Linked DNA regions of Homo sapiens: region 2 is linked to region 1. The links are chromatin loops, found by intact Hi-C in ENCODE. Cell type or tissue: IMR-90. All regions are shown on one strand. Links, peaks and the distances in the headings refer to the core of each region. The heading gives the core; the rest is flanking DNA. Region 1 overlaps MAMDC2 (MAM domain containing 2). Region 2 overlaps PTAR1 (protein prenyltransferase alpha subunit repeat containing 1).

Region 1 (2,915 bases), core at 279-2,778:
TTGGTAAGTGGGCTTCATTTTCATTAAATCAAATTGTGAATCTTTTTCTAAAAGTTACTGTTGCCAGAGGGAACTGAATCAATCCTAAAGACCAACTATTTTATAGAATGCACTGCATAATGCATACTGGTTTAAATTCTTTGCTAGATTCATTTGAATACTGTATGTTTTTTGTCTTTAGTGTGGGAAGGCTCATTAGAATCTGCCTGTACAGTCTGGATTAATGAAAGAAATATAGATGCAGGAACTGTAACTTCAGAGCTGCCACCTTAACCTCAACACATTCTGATTAAAATAATTTACAAATTGCTGGAAACTCAGCTTTTTGTAGCATGTGCCAGAAAAGCAGACATTGTATTACCTCCTTTCCCTTATTTCTCTCTTGGCACACCACGGCTCTCCTCTTAATAATCACAGTTGTCACTTAGATTTCACTTGAGCAGAGTTGGTTGGCTGTCTCTTATCTGCCAGCTTCCAAGAGGGCATAAAGAAAGGATAAACCCTGTCCTATGGTGGTTCAGTTCCTATTTGTCTACATTGAAGCTAGTTCTGCATATGGCAAATACTGCTGAGGAAGGACAAGCTGTGCAGTGGAGAGGCGCAGGGAGGAGGAGAGGAAATTGGAGAGGACTGAATAGGGACAGTGCACTGGAGCAGGAGTTTCAAGAAGGAGAAGAATTTAGTTAAGTGGAGGTGCAGGGTAGGAAGGCAAGGGTTCTCCATGGCCAGACCCCTGTGGGGAGAAAGAAACAGGGCAGGTTCAGGCAAAGGCAAGAGGCTGAGTAGGGTGTTTGAAGTGAGACCAGGACTGCTAAGGGAGTTTGTGATGGAAGAGTGTGGATGCAGGATGTGGAGCTTGGACCTGCTGAATCATGTGGGTCAGCCAGCAGGGGAGAAGTGTGCAGCTGCACTTTCAGATGACTCCAGCTGCCACGTGGAAAATGAGTTGGGTACAAAGAAAATGCATAGCAGGTGGGAAAACCCCTAGGAAGCAGCTGTGACATTACAGAGGGGGCATAATGAGGGTAATACTGAATTAGCAGTGGAATTGGAAAAAGGCAGTAGAATTGAGAGATTTTTCAGCACTGACAACTCTTGAAGGCTAAATGAATGTGACGGGGAAGAGAAAGGAGAGTCAAAGAATATTCTGAACGACAACAACAACAAAAAAGCCTTTGCTAATTCCCTTACGTTTCACTTGTCTGTTTTGACCTCAATGATATCTCTAGGGCAAGTGAAAGAAAACAGACCATTTTCTGAAGATACAGTGAGGCTCAGGCTCTTTTCCTTGAGCCTCCCGCTGGGCTTCCACCTGGCATCTGCACAGCTTGTGAACGACAGGGAAGTCAGACACCTCTGGTGGAGCGCCACCTGCTGGCTCAGTCAGCTTACTGAGCCTCAGCCTCTTGGCATCCGTAAAATGGGAATAAAAAGCTTCCCTCCTAGGATTCTTAGGAGGAGGAATATCCTGGTTATGAAAATAATTGGTATATACAGTGCTGGACATCCAAAACATGTTAATTGCCTTTCTTCAAATGATGTGGTGACTTCTGATTTGTTTAAAACAAAAGGATGCCAACACTTTTATCTTGTTAAACTCTATGATCACACTCTGACTTCTTTCTTTCTGGGTACTTTATCTGCCTCTCTCCATTGCTCATCTGTAAAATGAGGTTAGTAACAGTGCCTATGTCATGGGGCTGCTTTGAAGATTGAATAAGTTAATTTATGTAAAGTGCTCAGAATGGAGCCTGGCATATTGAGGAATATTTTGCTTTTTATTTTACTCTTAGGCAGCATTTGGCACTGAATGTTAGGGCATTGGCTAGCAGACACTGTGGTGGAAACATTGAAAATGAAAATCTTAGAAATGTTCAGTGCTTGCTAATGTAAAAACACATTGCTGACTACACCAGTCAAGATCCTGGCAGGAAGGAGGAAACAGAGGGTACAGTCAACCTGAGTAATTTGAGGGAAGCTCACTGAAGAGACCACAAAGGTGTGAGTGGTAAAGGAAGCCAGCAAGGAATAGCTCTGTGACCCAGGACTAGTAACAGTGATGATTCAGGAGCTGTTATCTTCTTTTGGTCTGAAAGGACAAGGGAGGAGGAGTTTCCAGTACCTGTAAACAATAGCTATTTGTCAAACAAGGGCTGCTTGACAAGACTTGCCAACTCATGGCGACCTGGCTGGGAGACTGCTGGGCAAGTAAACCCCTGATTTCATTCTCCTTCCACCCTCCATTGGTCGAATCCAACAGGGAGATGGAAGGCAGGGTAGCCCATTGATACAGTCCGGATAGGTCAACCTCTGCAGGACCTATCAGGTGGAGAAGAGCAACGTGGATCCGCAGGGGGCCAGTGGCCAGCACAATTATACTTCCTAGTTTAACTGTGTGATTATAAGGGTCAATGGAGGCATTAGCTTGTGGGTTTCTTGCTCCCTTTTAAGGAACAATTGTTGATGGAGACCAATATATCCATGCAAACATGCCAATGACACTAAGGGTAGAAGAGGGGGATCTGATTATCTTCTCTCTCTTCTCTACTCAGTAGCTGCAAAAGGGACCAGAACCTAGGATATATCTGCCCCACCTATTTTACCTGGGTTCTGATTTATAAGAAAAACAGGGAATTTTAGCATCTCAGACACATGTCCCTCAGCTCTGGGCAACTTGTTCATCATGAGAAGAGAAAGGAATGGAGGACTGGGCCAGTAGATTCAAGAAAGGGTTGTGGAAAAAATTTTCTAGAGCTACGAGCATAACCCTGAACAGCTCTTTGAGACAGAGGTGACTGATAAAAATAGCTGACTTGTACCAAGCACTGACCACATGCCTGGCACTATGCTGGGAGCTCTCCACACTTACAATAGCTCTGTGAAGTGGGAACATTGTCCCCATTTCACATATGGAG
Region 2 (2,915 bases), core at 269-2,768, 370 kb before region 1:
CTCACTGCAACCTCTGCCTCCTAGGCTCAAGCGATTCTCATGCCTCAGCCTCCCCAGTAGCTGGGACTACAGGCGCGTGCTACCATGCCCAGATAATTTTTTGTATTTTAGTAGAGACGGTGTTTCACCATGTTGCCCAGGGTGGTCTTGAACTCCCGAGCTCAGGTGATCCACCCGCCTCAGTCTCCCAAAGTGCTGGCATTACAGGTGTGAGCCACTGCACCTGGCCTCATCTGTTTTATGCGTATCTTACTTTTGTTACTTACATAAATATTGTCCTCTTAACTGGACCACAAATTTTTTGCACGCAGGTCCTCTCTAATACATGTTCAAATTATTCATTCACTCAACAAATTTTGTAAGCATCTACAATAAGCCAGGTACTGAGCTGGCTGAAGATGAGTAAGCACAGTCCCTGGCCAAAAGCAGCTCCATGTCTGACCACAGCACAGAGGAGTGGTAAGAGGATAGGCCTTCCTTAAAGCCATACTACCTGGGTTTGAATCCCAGCTTCTCCACTTACTACCTACATAACCTAACCTCTTGGAACCTCAGTGAAACAAGGACTCACTCAGTGAAACCTCAGTGAAACATCAACCTCATGGTGTTGTGAGCAATGAAATTCATTCCATTTCTCCACAGCTTTTTGACACACAGTGAGTACAATTAAACGCCATCACTGACTGACAAAGAAATGAGTATTTTCAACATAAGTAAGGAAGTCTGGAATAATGAGGAGGTTGTTCCTTTAGTAAAACTGTCTAAATTTCCAAACTTGTAAAATACGCAGCAATAACAAAAAACCCCTTTGTAGTCAAGTAGTTACATGGAAAGGTTTGTAAATGATGGGAAAGCCTCTGGAATTTCTTTTGACATCTACAATTTTCTAAAAAGTGATTATTCTACCTAGGTAAATTAGCATAGTCCCTTGGAATCTCCCTTTCTACATTAAAGAAAATGTGTCTGACCAATGGTAGCTGCTATTTGTTTGTACTTCTAACACAATTTCCTTCCTCCCTCCATCACAAGTGAAGACAAGAAGTCCATCCTCCATGAGAGACTTCTGTACAGCAGCACAAGGCAAAAACTAACACAGCAAGTACTTAAGTCCCCGCTTTTCATTTTATGGTTATGTGAAGATACAGGAAGACTTATCAAAGTAACACTTCCTCTACTGGCAGGTCTCTCCCTAAGAGAGCAACAGCAGCTACTGGGTTCAGACAGAGCCCAGCTCCATCACTTACTGGGAATTCTTGGGCAAATCACTTAATCTCTCTAGGCCTTAATGTCCTTCTCGTATGTAAGATGGAGCTATCATGGGTATATTAGATGATTAAATCCTTGAAGTGTTAGTACAGTCTCTGACATACAGTAAGGACTGAATGGTAATTCCTGTTACAAAGCCTGTATTTTCTAGTCCAGTTCCACAAATGATATTGGGACTGGATGCCTCCAGAGGGAGCAAAAGATCCTCCTAAGCTGGCTAAGCAGTGACTGCTGAGCAGAGGGATACTTTTTGACTTTTAAGAATCTTCGAATTTAAAACATCAACAGCCTTGACCACCATCGGTGGTACCTAGTAACATATACAACCATAGGCCCTTCTCTTCTCCTCTTTCACAAACTGCTAAAACTTCCTCATTCAGGACTCAGGCTCAGACAAGACTTCCTTCAGTAAATATTCCAGTCTGATATAAGAAGCTAGGGGTAAAGTGCAATGACAGAAATGAGAAAGGACTAGGAGAAGAAACTAGATTAGAAGTATCAGACATAATTAAAGAATCTGATCCTCACAACAACCCTCTGAGGTCTTGATTAGTATTTCCTTCTTTTGGTGTGGAAATAGGAAGAAAGAGGTTAAGTAATTTGCTAAGTCATTGCTAAGTGACTTCAGTGTGCTGACAAGTTCAGTTTAAATCCAGGTCTGCTGTCCTGCAAAGCAGATGCTCTTTCACTCTACCACACTACAGGCAATAACTTTGCCTTCTGCAGGTCAGGACTGAACCAAAGACCTGAAAAAGAACATGTATAATCAACGGTTGTAACTATTTGACTCTCTCAATTTCATCAACAATACGCCATTTCCTCTGCAGTTTCACCCAAAAGACATGAGCTACTGAAATCTCCACAGTCTCTTGAAATTAAACAGGTCTCTCTCCAAACAACAGAACATATACCAGCAAATAAATGTTCCTTTGTTACACACACTACAATATATGACTAACCCATCATCACGCCACAGGGAGAAAAAGAAATCAGGGCACATTATACATAGAAAAGTAGCTAAATTTCAGCTATAACAAGGAGAAGATAAAAGGATGCTACAGAAGTTGGAGAAAAATCAATATGCTTTTCTTGCTGCACTGCATTCTAGAAATGGCCCAAGGCCAGTAGTCACCTGGTAATGGTCACTGGATTTGACAACTGTCTCTAACAGAGAAAGGTTTTCGTGCATCTAGAAATAAATTCAAGGCCAACTTAAATCAGTAATTCTTTTCCTCCAAAATACATTCAGGTTACCACAAGAAGTGAAGCTTGAGTTAAAGCTATATGGTAAACACCAGAGAGGCCTTGTTTATTATAGTACACAGTCACAGAATCAATAGCTAGACTAAGCTAAAAACTCTTGCTTACAAACTCTTGTTACTCGTTTGACAAATGTCTGTTGAACATGTAAAGGTTCTGAGTAAATAAAAATGATCCACAATCCCTTTTCCTAATAAACTCACATTCCAGCCAGGAAAAAGGTTGTTTAATCAGCTAAAATACAGTGTGACAAGTGATACTATTATGCAAGCCATCTGAGTAAAGGGCTTCCATAAAAGAGCAGGGAATAATTATTGCTTCCTGAAGCAGTCAAAAAGGCTTCACAGTGTTAAGTGTGTGTATGTGTATGCACGTGCATGTGCTGGCAA

The links. Peaks named below come from ENCODE experiments on the same cell type or tissue, not always from the same donor. Only the 100,000 strongest peaks of a DNase experiment are listed, where the experiment ranks them.
Region 2: it touches region 1 in a loop (3.0-fold over the local background); 3 of 110 quality-filtered maps call a loop at or near these places.

Annotation. Positions count from the first base shown.
Region 1 is chr9:70,109,802-70,112,716 of GRCh38, forward strand. MAMDC2 (MAM domain containing 2) reads left to right here. Exons shown (of 14, transcript NM_153267.5): 4 at 1-3. Among named protein-coding and RNA genes, the nearest start is that of MAMDC2-AS1, 65 kb to the right of the region's middle. In IMR-90, for the core only: a CTCF peak has its summit at 1,372 (motif pointing left); DNase peaks (open chromatin) are centred at 900 and 1,340.
Region 2 is chr9:69,744,457-69,747,371 of GRCh38, forward strand. The region is part of intron 2 of PTAR1 (protein prenyltransferase alpha subunit repeat containing 1); the gene reads right to left. Among named protein-coding and RNA genes, the nearest start is that of PTAR1, 14 kb to the right of the region's middle. In IMR-90, for the core only: a CTCF peak has its summit at 1,454 (motif pointing right); no DNase peak of the experiment used is centred there.